Regions from separate parts of the Homo sapiens genome. Here region 2 is linked to region 1. Evidence: chromatin contacts called from ENCODE Hi-C or POLR2A ChIA-PET data. All regions are on one chromosome and are shown on one strand. The core of a region is the stretch at or near the end of the contact, and the rest is flanking DNA. Distances in the headings are between cores, read along the strand shown. Region 1 holds the start of KIF9 (kinesin family member 9). Region 2 overlaps DHX30 (DExH-box helicase 30).

Region 1 (6,173 bases), core at 1,984-4,483:
GTCTTACTCTGTTGCCCAGGCTGGAGTGCAGTGGCACGATCTCGGCTCACTGCAGCCTCTGCCTCCCAGGCTCAAGTGATCCTCCCACCTCAGCCTCCTGAGCAGCTAAGAAAGACTAAAGGTACACACCACTACAGCTAATTTTTTGTAGAGATGGGGTTTCACCACGTTGCCCAAGCTGGTCTCAAACTCCTGAGTTCAATGCAATCCACCTGCCTCGGCCTCCCAAAGTGCTGGGATTACAGGCGTGAGCCACTGCACCCAGCCATGTCTGATAATTTACTTGTCCCTTTGAATGAACAAGCAATATTCTGCTAAAAGATTACCATATTCAGTATCTGCATTAAATGTACTATTAATACTTTATGTAGAAGTATCTGTGACCATCCCACGCTGCCACGCCCTTTTTGATTCCCTGTGTCTTGTAAGATTCCCCTGGTTCACCCTTACAGCCTAAATCTTTTTTTTTTTTTCCCCAATAGAGACGGGGTTTTGCCATGTTGCCCAGGCTGGTCTCAAACTCCTGGGTTCAAGCGATCCACTCGCCTTGGCCTTCCAAAGTGCTGGGATAATAGGCGTGAGCCACGGTGCCCAGCCTACAGCCTAAATTTTAATCTAGAAATTCACACCTATTACTGCTTTTCACTAGTCTCTATTTACACCAAGTGTTGCTGCCAAAACCGGATCATTTTTCTGCTTACAAGTTTCTAGTGGCCTTAACATCTTCTACCATGTAATCACTGTGGACAAAAACTTCTAATTTACTTTTACTTCCTCTGCTTCCTTTAGTCTAGCTCATTTTTTCTCAATTCTCTTGGTTCCTCTTTCCCATATGAGAAGATCTCACGCCTTCTCAGATCACTTCACTCCTCTCCTGGAAAAACAACCTCCTTCAGGAGGGGTTTAGAATGATGAAAAGGGCCGGGCTTGGTGGCTCACGCCTGTAATCCCAGCACTTTGGGAGGCTGAGGTGGGCGGATCACGAGGTCAGGAGCAGTCTGGCTAACGTAGTGAAACCCTGTCTCTACTAAAAACACACACAAAAATTAGCCGGGCGTGGTGGCGGGCGCCTGTAGTCCCAGCTACTTGGGAGGCTAAGGCAGGAGACTGGCTTGAAGCCAGGAGGTGGAGGTTGCAGTGAGCCAAGATCATGCCACTGCACTCCAGCCTGTGCCACACAGCGAGACTCTGTCTCAAAAAAATAAAAATAAAAGCAAAAAAACCGAGGCTTACAGAGATTAAGTAACTTGCTCAAGGTTACAACTAGGATTTTAATCCAAATCCTTCTGCTTTCAAAGCCATACTCAACCATCCTACTCTACCATCTCCAGAGGTCTGACTCAACTATGTTGCAGAAGAAAAGTTTCCTTAACCATGTAGAAAATAAGAAGAGCAGGCTGGGCGCGGTGACTCACGCGTGTAATTCTAGCACTTTGGGAGGCCGAGACAGGCAGACTGCTGAAGCTCAGGAGTTCGAGACCAGCCTGAGCAACATGGTGAAACCCTGTCTCTACTAAAAATAGAAAAAATTAGCCAGGGGTAGTGGTGCGCGCCTGTAGTCCCAGCTGCTGGGGAGGCTGAGGCAGGAGAATCGCTTGAACCCAGGAGAGAGAGTTTCAGTGAGCCAAGATAGCGCCACTGCACTCCAGCCTGGGCAACAGAACGAGACTCCGTCTCAAAAAAAAAAAAAAAAAGAAAAAAGAAAAGAAGAGCAAAAGAATCTCTGCATAGTTTTATTTTTTCTTTTATTTATTTATTTGTGTGTGTGTGTGTGTGTGAGAGAGACAGAGAGAAATAGGAGAAATAGGATCTTGCTGTGTTGCCCAGGCTGGAGTGCAGTGGTGTGATTACAACTCACTGCAGGCTTGACCTCCTAGGCTCAAGCGATCCTCCCACCTCACCCTCCTGAGTAGCTGGGACTACGGGCACAGGCTACCATGCCCAGACAATTTTTTATTATTTGTAGAGACAGGGTCTCCCTACATAGCCCAGGCTGGTCTCCAATTCCCCCACTCAAGTGATCCTCTCGCCTCTCAAAGTGCTGGGATTACAGGTGTGAGCCACCATGCCTGCCCTGTTTGTTTTTTAAACAGGGATCACGCACAGATGCTGAGAGCTTTCCAGCTAAAGCCCAACAGGGAGCCCCACTGATCATCTCCCCAACCGGACGTCTCCACATGGTTCGGTGGCTTGGCCAGGCAGCAGCACAGCATGCCTCTTCCTCATGAAAAGACCCAGGCACAGGAGGGAGGCTGGCTCTAGCGACCAGAATGCTGGTGGGGAACAGGTGGTTAAGATATCTTTCCCTCTTAATATCAGTCAGCATCCCTCTCCCCACGCGGCCAGCAGGCCCAGCCCCGGGGACCTTTGTGGTGGTGAGTGGTGCCTTCCAGTATGGGGCAGGGTGGCTTCCCACCTCAAAAATTTTCCAGAGAAGATTTTAAAAGCTCTTAAGAGACAAAGTAGTAATTCAACAATTAAGGGCAATGATTCCTAAGGAGAAGCCTTCTCTTCTAGAACAGCACAGCCAAGTTCGACAGGCACAAAGAAATATCTGTAGTGACAAGAGAAGGTTCTTCAGTGGTGCCCATCAGCATGTGGAGCCGGCCACCGCCCCTGCCTCCATAGAAGGTAAGTCCATTTTCTCTTGTCTGCATGACAGAAAAAGGAGGCTGTCACCCGTGTCTCCCACTCCAAGGGCCTAAGCGGCGCACCTCTCAACCTTTCCTTTCAAGGGCTGAAAGGTTGTCCTCTTCCTCTCCCCACTCGGCCCCGATCCCCTTTTGCTCGGCACCTCTCTCCCCACTACTCGGCCCCCCTCACACCTCTTCTCCCCACCCCTCTCCCTGCTAGACCTCTCTTTCTCTGTCCCCCGCCCCTTTTTACTCCCCGCTCGACCCCTTTTCCCTCAGCCCGCTGCCGCCCAGTCCGCGGTACCTTGAGGGTCACGTCGCACAGCTTGCCCTGCCGCCGGATCTCCTCCATGACGCCGTAGCCGCGACTAGGCAACTCAGACACGGAGAAGTGCACCAGATCCTCCAGCTCCTCCGCGCCGTCCTCCACCATCTTCCCCGGCCGCTGCAACTGCGCAGGCCTCGCCGGCCGGCTAGACACTAACCAGGGCGGGGCGATAGCGCACGCCGACAGCCGCTCGGAGCGCGGAGCAGCAATCGGACGGGCCTCCGCGGCCGCCGTAGTTGAATCTCCTCGGCGCCGGAAGCCCCGCCACTCCGCTTCCTGGTTCATGTGCGGCCTTCGTTCCCTCGCTATCTCGACCTTGACTTCGCATGTGCATCCGCCGAAGTCTTTCTAGATCAATCGGCCCCATCTCTCGTCTTCCCGATTCGGCCATGACCTCACCCGTATCCTCGACGTAGGACCTCGGACTTCATTTCCGCCACCCCGACACTTCCGGAATCCCCGGAAGCGACCCGTTGCCATGGCGACTATGTACACAGCCAGGCAGCCCCGCGTGGGGAGTGCAGGTGGTTTCGGTTGCGGCAGTCGCGTCCCGGGAGCGTCGCTGCCTGGTGAACGGTGAGCAGGGGCTGCTCGCCGGTGGGAGTGGGGAGACGGGAAAAGGGTGTGCGCCCGGACTGCTGAAAGTGGCTGGGGTCCAAAAACCGCTTTATCTGGGGGTTCCCAGCTGGGTCGCTCATCTCTGAAACCCAGGCGAAGGAGGGCTCGACGTCGCGGGAGTCCTTTCAACCTGACCGCGGCTTACGGTCTTCGGAGCTAATGTTCATTGGTCCCACAAAGGGGTCCCACGTCGCGTCCAGGACATAGAGGCCGTGAGGCAGGGAGCCAGAGGTCGTCTGGACTCTTCCGTACTAGTCAGTTTTCGAACTAGAGGGGGCTTTGGGATCACCAGTCGGAGCCCTTCGTGTTACAGGTGAGGAAACCTCTCCAGAGAGGGACCGGAATGGGTCCAAAGCCCACTGCCGCCCAGGCTCCACGCGGGGGTCCGGCACATTGGGTGAGAAAAAGGAGAAAGTCTAGTTTTGCCTGCATCCTAGTCTTGTTCAGCCAAGGCCAGGTGCAGTTGGACCCAGTGTTTTGGATTCGGGTGTTGGTGCTGCCGCTACGGGTAGCTATGAGGGTTCCCCATGACAGCCCCTCATCTGGACGGGAGCACTGGAAGATAGGGACCCACCTGGTGCCTTCCACCCCACCAAACGCTCCCTTTCCTCTTGTCTAGTCTTCATGGCTGCTTGTTGCCAATTCTGTTCATTCCCACTAAAGACAAATGAGGAAACCTCGAGCGCCTTAACACAGAAGTCTCCTGGTGGCCATTCAGAGACTTGCTTTGTTATACCAGAAATATCAAAGGGTGGTTCCCCAAGGAGAGACATTCCCCACAAGGTCCTGAGGGAGAAAGGGAGGGGGCCGGGCGCCGTGGCTCACGCCTGTAATCCTAGCACTTTGGGAGGCTGAGGTGAGCGGATTGCTTGAGCTCAGGAGTTCAAGACCAGCCTGGGCAACATGGCGAAACCCTGTCTCTACGAAAAATACAAAAATTACCCGGGCGTGGTGGTGCACGCCTGTAGTCCTAGCTACTTGCGGGGCTGAGGTGGGAGGATCGCTTGAACCCAGGATGTGGAGGCTACGGTGAACCGAGATTGTTTCACTGCACTCCAGCCTAGGTGACAGAGTGAGACCCTGTCACAAAAACAAATAAACAAAAAACAAAAACAAAAACAAAAAAAGCGTGTGGTGAGGTGCTGGATGTGGATTTTTGCACCTGGAAACCAAGTGTCCTCCTGGAAGGGCTGTGGGCTTTGGTTGGAGTTGTCATGGAAGGGGAGTGACATCATATGCCCCTTGGGACTCTCTCAGTAGTGACTGAAGATAGACCCACATATGAAGATTCAGCTGCCCTCTGACTTCCAGCCATTACCATCACCAACCACCGCCATTTCCTGAATACCTACTCTGTGCTGGGCTCTGCCCTGGACATTGTGAGGGGATTCAAAAGAGATAAAAAGCACAATCCTTGCCTTCAAGCAGCTTGTAATTTAATTTTGGGAACTGAAACCCACTCAAATGAAGCGACGTAAGAATGGTAACAAGCAGTATTTCAGTAAGTGCAAGATGGCATGGGGTCCCTAAATGTTTGGGTGTTAAAGGGCTGCTGAGTAGCAGGCTCACAAGACGGGTGTGCAAAGGAAGACTTTATTGCAGGTGGATATGGCTCCTGGCCTGCTTGGAGCCATGGTGTCAGCATGGGAGGGCCTTGGGAAGCATACATGGGGTGACTGCGTGTGCATGTGCATGTTGGCAAATAGCAGGGCAGAGAAGGGCCAGGCTCTGGAGGGAGAGTGATGCTTTTGCTTATTTGTTTTGTTTTGTTGAGACAGTCTCACGCTGTTGTCCAGGCTGGAGAGCAGTGGTGTGCCATCACTGCTCAAGTGATCCTCCTGCCTCAGCCTCCTGGGAAATTGGGACCACACGCGTGCACCACCACACTTGGCAAATTTTTAAAATTTTTTGTAGAGACAAGGTCTTGCTGTGTTACCCAAGCTGGTTCCTAATTCCTGGCCTCAAGCGATCCTCCCACATTGGCCTCCCAAAGGCTGGGATTACAGGCGTGAGCCACCATGCCCAGCTGAGGTTGATGCTCTGAACTGGCCTGTGCTACTCTTGTGCAGGGGCTTCAGGGAGAGAGGCCTGGGCACCTGCTCCCAGAGCTCCCCTGCTTCTTCATGGTCCCTTTCGGAGCATACCCTGGATGGCATCTGAATTTCCCTGGGCAGGAGAATGGGCCCTTGGATGTGAAGAGTGGTTCCCCGGTTCCCCAAGCTTTAGAAATTGAGTGTGAGGCTGAGGTGGGTGGATTGCTTGAACCCAGGAGTTTGAGACCAGCCTGGGCAACATGTTGAAACCCCATCTCTACAAAATTGCAAAACGTTAGCCGGGTGTGGTGACACACACCTGTCCTACCACTACTCTGGAGGTTGAGGTTGAGGTGGGAGGATTGCTTGAGCCTGGGAGACAGGCTGCAGTGAGCTGAAATCACACCAGTGCACTCCACCCTGAGAGAGAGATCGAGACTCTGTCTGAAATAAATGTCTCAAAAATAATAAATAAATAAAATCTGGAATAACTTTTGTCAGGTAACACCCATTGGACCTCTCTTAGATAATTTTATATAAAATGATCCGCTGAGGTGGGCA
Region 2 (6,052 bases), core at 209-2,708, 540 kb before region 1:
CTCTGGAATCAAGGGGAAAATTGATGCATCAGATACCATGAGAGGTACCTCGCTTCTTTTTCTTGTTTTTTGGATTAATCTCAGAGCAGAAAGGGAAGAGATATCTACCTAGGGTAAGCTTGTACCAGACACAAGGCTTAACCAGGTCATGAAGAGGTCTGCTAGGAACATGGGGGGCCATATCATTCTCCACTCTAGCCTCTGGCAGCTCCAAAAGGAGCTGTATATATGCACATGTGCACCTGCGTGTACACTGATCACCTGGGGAGCTTTTTCACCGCATGGACATCCAGCTCCCCACAGGGGACCTGAGAATGGGAGCGATGTTGGAGGCGACTCTATATTTTCAAAAAGTGCTTCCAAGCGTTCTGATGTAACTCTGCTGCCTGGTTTGAGACTGTTTCCTTGGGACAGACTCCTGTGTCAAGTGGCCAGGATGGAGGACACCTGATCCTGTCTCCCTCTAAGCGGTAACTTGTAAAGCAACTAAGAGTCAAGCAGTTAAGCAGTTAAGAAACCATATCTAAGTGGACTTGGCCGGGGCGGGGGGGGTTTCGTCACAGAGGGACCCAACTTCGAGTAGCCCATTACACCCACTGGTTTAACAATAGAGCTGCACTGAGACCACCACCCCGCCCCCACCTTCAGCTCTATAAGGTTGGTGGAGGCTGGCGCTCTCTACCCATCCTTGATGCTTTCAACAGTTTTATCCTCTGCACTATTTGGGAGGCACAAAGCTGGAATCCACCAGAACAGTCATTCTGTCTCTATTTGAGATCCTGATGTCCCAGGAGTTACTTTGGGCTATTTCTCACACTGGTGAGGGCATGCTTGTCCCTAGAAGCTCTAGCCCTTGGCCACTCATCCTGGCAGGAGTTGGACTTTTACTCGTTTTCCCCACTCCCTCGAGGTCTCGCACCTCTCACCTATTCTTGCCGGGAGCAGGTACTCTAAGGGTCCATTCGGGCCTGTGCCACGCTAAGCTTTACAAACAGCAAGGCCGCTGCCCGCCGACGGATGGCGAACTTGGCCACTATGGAAGAGAGGACCCCCGGCCGCCAGGCCCGATTTCGGCCCGCGCCCCTAGCTCTGCCATCCCAGGAGTCAAGGGCGCTGCGGACCGCCCGCCCCCGCCGATGCCCTCACCGTTCACCAAGCTTCCGTCGCCTTCCCCAGGCCCGCCGGGGGCCATCCCTGACTCGGCCTCGGCGGCTTCCTTGGTGTGGTCGGGGTGGGCGCAGCTTGAAGAGAAGCCGCGCGAGCGACCCTGTCGCCCAGCAGCGCGGGGACCCAGCGGCTGCAGGCGCGGAGAGATGCCGGCGGCCAGCGCCATGAGTCTCCTAGCGGCCGCCATCGTGCTCCCGCCGACCCCGAGGCCTGTGCGCGGCAGGGACCGGGCGAAGAGAACGGGAGCGGCCGGCCCGAGCGCCGCGCGCCCCCTGCGGGCCGGGCGGACCCGAAGCCCAAGCCTAGGCGAGGGCATCAGCAGCCCGTCCTCGCTCACCACAGCCCTGGGCCTTCAGTAGGCGGGCTCGGCGCTGCCCAGGGCTAGGACCCTGCAGAGCTCACTCTCCAGCAAATCTAAACCAGCAGTCGTGTGGATGGAAGGCAGGAAGATGGAATGAGGCTGTTGGGGGGAAAATAATGCTAGGCCTTAGCTCAATGTCATCTAAGGAAGCGAAGTTAGTTCCCTCTAGGTCCTACCAATTGTTCCTAACTACCTCTCACGTGCCTCTGGCAAATTGGCAGCCCCATCTTATTTAACGGCTTACAAAGTAAACCTGGTGAAGATCTGGAGCCAGGGCCAGGCGCCGTGGCTCATGCCTGCAATCCCAACACTTTGGGAGGTTGAGGCGGATGGATCCCCTGAGCCCAGGATTTTGAGACCAGTCTGGGCAGCATAGTGAAACCCCAACTCTATTAAAAGTTTAAAAAACGAAAAAGAAAATCTGGAGCCAGGCCAAGGAAGACCTCTTCAGGAAACAGATTTAATCCCCAGGGCTGGAGGGGAAGGTGAAAACACCCAGCTTTGGAAACTGCCAAGAATTGAGCTGGTCCAGCGTAAAGTCCAGCAGTGAAAGTGCTGTTCCTCGCCAGGCGCAGTGGCTCACGCCTGTAATCCCAGCACTTTCGGAAGCCGAGGCAGGCAGATCACCTGAGGTCAGGAGTTCGAGACCAGCCTGGCCAACATGGTGAAACCCCATCTCTACTAAAAATACAAAAATTAGCCGGGCATAGTGTCGCGCGCCTGTAATCCCAGCTACTCGGGAGGCTGAGGCAGGAGAATCGCTTGAACCCAGGAGGCGGAGGTTGCAGTAAGCCAAGATCATGCCACTGCACTTCAGCCTGGGTGACAGAGCAAGGCTCCATCTCAAAAAAAAAAAAAAAAAAAAAAAAGGAAAAGAAAATGGTATCTGAAAGCTGAAGGAGACAACAGTCTAGACAGAAAGGCCCCACCTGGACAGCAGGACCCAAGCCCTTTGTGGCACTTGAGGAAGCCCTCAGGATAGCACTCTTTTCTGACAGCCATTTGGCATAAGGCTGAAATGCCATGATTTCTTAGTTGCCTCTAAAGAAGCCAAAATGAAGAGCTATACACAAAGCAACACTGGCCATGAGTTGTTAATTGTTGAAGCTGGGTGACAGGTACTTGCAGGTTCATTATACTATTTTTTCTAGTTTACAACACATGTGTTGAACAGATGTTTAGATTTTTATGTTAAAAAAAAATCAGCCAGGCGCAGTGGCTCATGCCTGTAATCCCAGCACTCTGGGAGGCTGAGGCAGGCGGATCATGAGGTCAGGGTATCAAGACCATCCTGGTCAACATGGTGAAACCCCATCTCTACTAAAAATACAAAAATTAGCTGGGCATGGTGGCACGCGCCTGTAGTCCCAGCTACTTGGGAGGCTGAGGCAGGAGAATTGCTTGAACCCGGGAGGCGGAGGTTGCAGTGAGCCGAGATTGCGCCACTGCACTCCAGCCTGGCAACAGAGTGAGACTCCGTCTCAAAAAGACAAAAAAAAAAAAAAAAACAACAACCAGGGATGCCAACCAACTAGTTTGTTCCCAGGGGGGTCTTTGTCTCGGTTTGGTTGTGTCCCCACCCAAATCTCATCTTGAATTGTAGCCCCCATAATTCCCATGTGTCATGGGAGGGACGTGGTTGGGAGGTCATTGAATCATGGGGGTGGTTTCTCCCATATTGTTCTCATAGTAGTGAGTAAGTCTCAAGAGATCTGATAGATTAATAAGGGGAAACCCCTTTCTTTTCTTTCTTTTCTTTTTTTTTTTTTTTTTGAGATGGAGTCTCGCTCTGTTGCCCAGGCTGGAGTGCAGTGGTGCAATCTCGGCTCACTGCAAGCTCCACCTCCCAGGTTCACACCATTATCCTGGCTCAGCCCCCCAAGTAGCTGGGACTACAGGTGCCCGCCACCACACCCGGCTAATTTTTTGTATTTTTAGTAGAGACAGGGTTTCACTGTGTTAGCCAGGATGGTCTCGATCTCCTGACCTCATGATTCGCCTTCCTTGGCCTCTCAAAGTGCTGGGATTACGGGCGTGGGCCACTGCGCCTGGCCTTTCTTATTTTTTATGTTTATTTTTTTGAGACAGAGTCTTGTTCTGTCACCCAGGCTGGAATGCACTGGCACGATCTCGGCTCACTGCAACCTCTGCCTCCTGGGTTCAAGCGATTCTCCTGTCTCAGTCTCCCAAGCAGCTGGTACTACAGGTACGTGCCACCATGCCCAGCTAATTTTTGTATTTTTAGTAGAGACAGGGTTTCACCATATTGGCCAGGCTGGTCTTGAACTCCTGACCTCATGATCCACCCACCTCGGCCTCCCAAAGTGCTGGGATTACAGGCATGAGTTAACACACCCGGCTGGGAAAACCCCTTTCACTTGGTTCTGTCTTTCTCTCTTGTCTGCCACCATGTAAGATGTGCCTTTTGCCTTTCACCATGGTTGTGAGGCCTCTCCAGCCACATAGAACTGTGAATCCATTAAACCTTTTTTTCTTTATAAATTACCCAGTCTTGGGTATGTCTTTATCAGCAGCATGAAAATGGACTAATGCAGTCCCCTTTTCCTATTCATTTATTTCAACTGGGTTCTAACAGCAAGAGTCACCCTGAGCAAGTATTTCACCTCCACAAACCTCAATGACTCTTGTAAGATAAGGGCAACTCTTTACAGCAGCTCTTGGAACTCTTCTGCTTCTGTGTTCTTCTCCTCACTGGTCTAGAGCAGGAGTTGGAAAACTACAGCCTGCAGACCAAATCCAGACCCCTGCCTGTTGTTAGAAAGTTTTATTGGAACAGAGCCACACTCATTTACTATGTTATTTGCTATTATCTATGACTGCTTTCATTCTATAATGGCAGAGTCAAATAACTGCAACAGAAAGCATATGCCCCACACAGCGTAAAATATTTATTACCTGATGATTACAAAAAAAAGATTACCAACTCCTCCTCTAAAGGACCTTAAAGACCAGGTACGGTGGCTCATGCCTGTCATCCCAGCACTTTGGGAGGCCGAGGAGGGTGGATCACCTGAGGTCAGGAGTTCAAGGCCAGCCTGGCCAGTGTGGTGAAACTCCATCTCTACTAAAAATACAGAAATTAGCTCTGGGCATGGTGGCAGGTGCCTGTAATCCCAGCTACTCAAGAGGCCGAGGCAGGAGAATGGCTCAAACCCAGGAGGGAGGTTGCAGTGAGCCGACATTGCGCCATTGCACTCCAGCCTGGACAACAGAGTGAGACTCCATCTCAATCAATCAATCAATCAGTAAAGGACCTTAAAGAAAGTTAGAAAAAAGGGCTGGGCACGGTGGCTCATGCCTGTAATCCCAACACTTTGGGAGGCCGAAGCGGGCAGATTGCCTGAGGTCAGGAGTTTGAGACCAGCCTGACCAACATGGAGAAACCCCATCTCTACTAAAAAAATACAAAAAATTAGCCAGGCATAGTGGCACATGCCTGTATTCCCCGGTACTCGGGGGGCTGGGGCAAGAGAATCACTTGAACCCAGGAGGCGGAGGTTGCGGTGAGCCAAGATCGCACCATTGCACTCCCACCTGGGCAACAAGAGCGAAACTCCATCAAAAAAAGAAAAAAGAAAGTTAGGAAAAAGGCCAGGCATGGTGGCTCATGCCTGTAATCCCAGCACTTTGGGAGGCTGAGGCAGGCAAATCACTTGAGCCCAGGAGTTGGAGACCAGCCTGGGCAAAATGGTGAAACCCCGTCTCTACTGAAAATACAAAAAAATCAGCTGGGCATGCTGGTGCATGCCTGTAGTTCCGGTTACCAGGGAGGCTGAGGCACAAGAATCACATGAATCCAGGAGGCAGAGGTTGCAGTGAGCCGACATCATGCCACCACATTCCAGCCTGGGTGACAGAGTGAGACTCCATCTCATAAATAAATAAATAAATAAATAAAAATAGAAAGAAGAAATAAAACAAAGGCAAAAAAAAAAAAAGAGAGAGCCTTACGCATGCACCCCTTTCTTTACACCAACATTAAGCCTTCTCCGTATTCTTGGAGGAGAGAAAGTTGATTCCTTTCCCTGTGAAAAAGGAGGGAAGTTCTGAAAAAAGAAAGCATTTACTGGCTCAGCAATCTCTCTATCCACTTCTGGATCGGGGATGACATCTGGTACTACATGTGCTAAACAACTACATCTAGCAGCACAGAATTAAGGCGTAAAGGATCTGCTGAATACACGGGAGAATGCTTTAGGAACCTATACTTTGGAGGCCCCAGAAAAAGGCAACAAGAGGAAGTCCAAGATAGTTCAGGCTTTGGGGCAGAGCAGAGAACTTCCGCAGGGACAGTGGAAGGGACCACCAACACCTAAAGAAACCAGGAGTCTCAGCCTATATTTTGGCAACTTACCCAACCATATATACATATATTACACGTGGTCAAAATGGCAAGAAAGGATCCACTTGGCTGGCAAGGAGACGGGTAAGAGGAGCTACAGGAGCCAGGTGGGCACCCGACTGCCCTACCAGGTCATCCGTCCTCATGGCTTCCCCTTCCAC

Evidence for each region. Hi-C counts contacts between places; a loop is a spot of excess contacts on that map. ChIA-PET counts read pairs that join two places held with the same protein, here RNA polymerase II (POLR2A). Pooled maps may share reads with other maps.
Region 2: a map of CD4-positive, alpha-beta T cell shows a loop between it and region 1 (3-fold over the local background). The contact joins the enhancer-like site here to the promoter of KIF9 in region 1. A Hi-C loop is called at or near these places in 1 of 168 maps with a recorded cell type or tissue (CD4-positive, alpha-beta T cell) and 5 of 50 pooled maps. POLR2A ChIA-PET finds 5 or more read pairs at or near these places in 1 of 52 experiments (PC-3).

The regions. Positions count from the first base shown.
Region 1 is chr3:47,279,859-47,286,031 of GRCh38, reverse strand. KIF9 (kinesin family member 9) reads left to right here and starts at 3,233. Exons shown (of 21, transcript NM_182902.4): 1 at 3,233-3,537. It overlaps KLHL18 (kelch like family member 18), which reads right to left and starts at 3,088. Exons shown (of 10, transcript NM_025010.5): 1 at 2,938-3,088. The coding sequence starts at 3,066. RefSeq lists enhancers at 3,105-3,494, 2,710-3,909.
Region 2 is chr3:47,820,342-47,826,393 of GRCh38, reverse strand. The region is part of intron 4 of DHX30 (DExH-box helicase 30); the gene reads right to left. Among named protein-coding and RNA genes, the nearest start is that of DHX30, 20 kb to the right of the region's middle. RefSeq lists silencers at 1,299-1,588, 4,089-4,289. Within about 2 kb of position 1,458, at least 29 of the 41 ENCODE cell types and tissues checked have a DNase peak (open chromatin) inside an H3K27ac peak, as active enhancers do.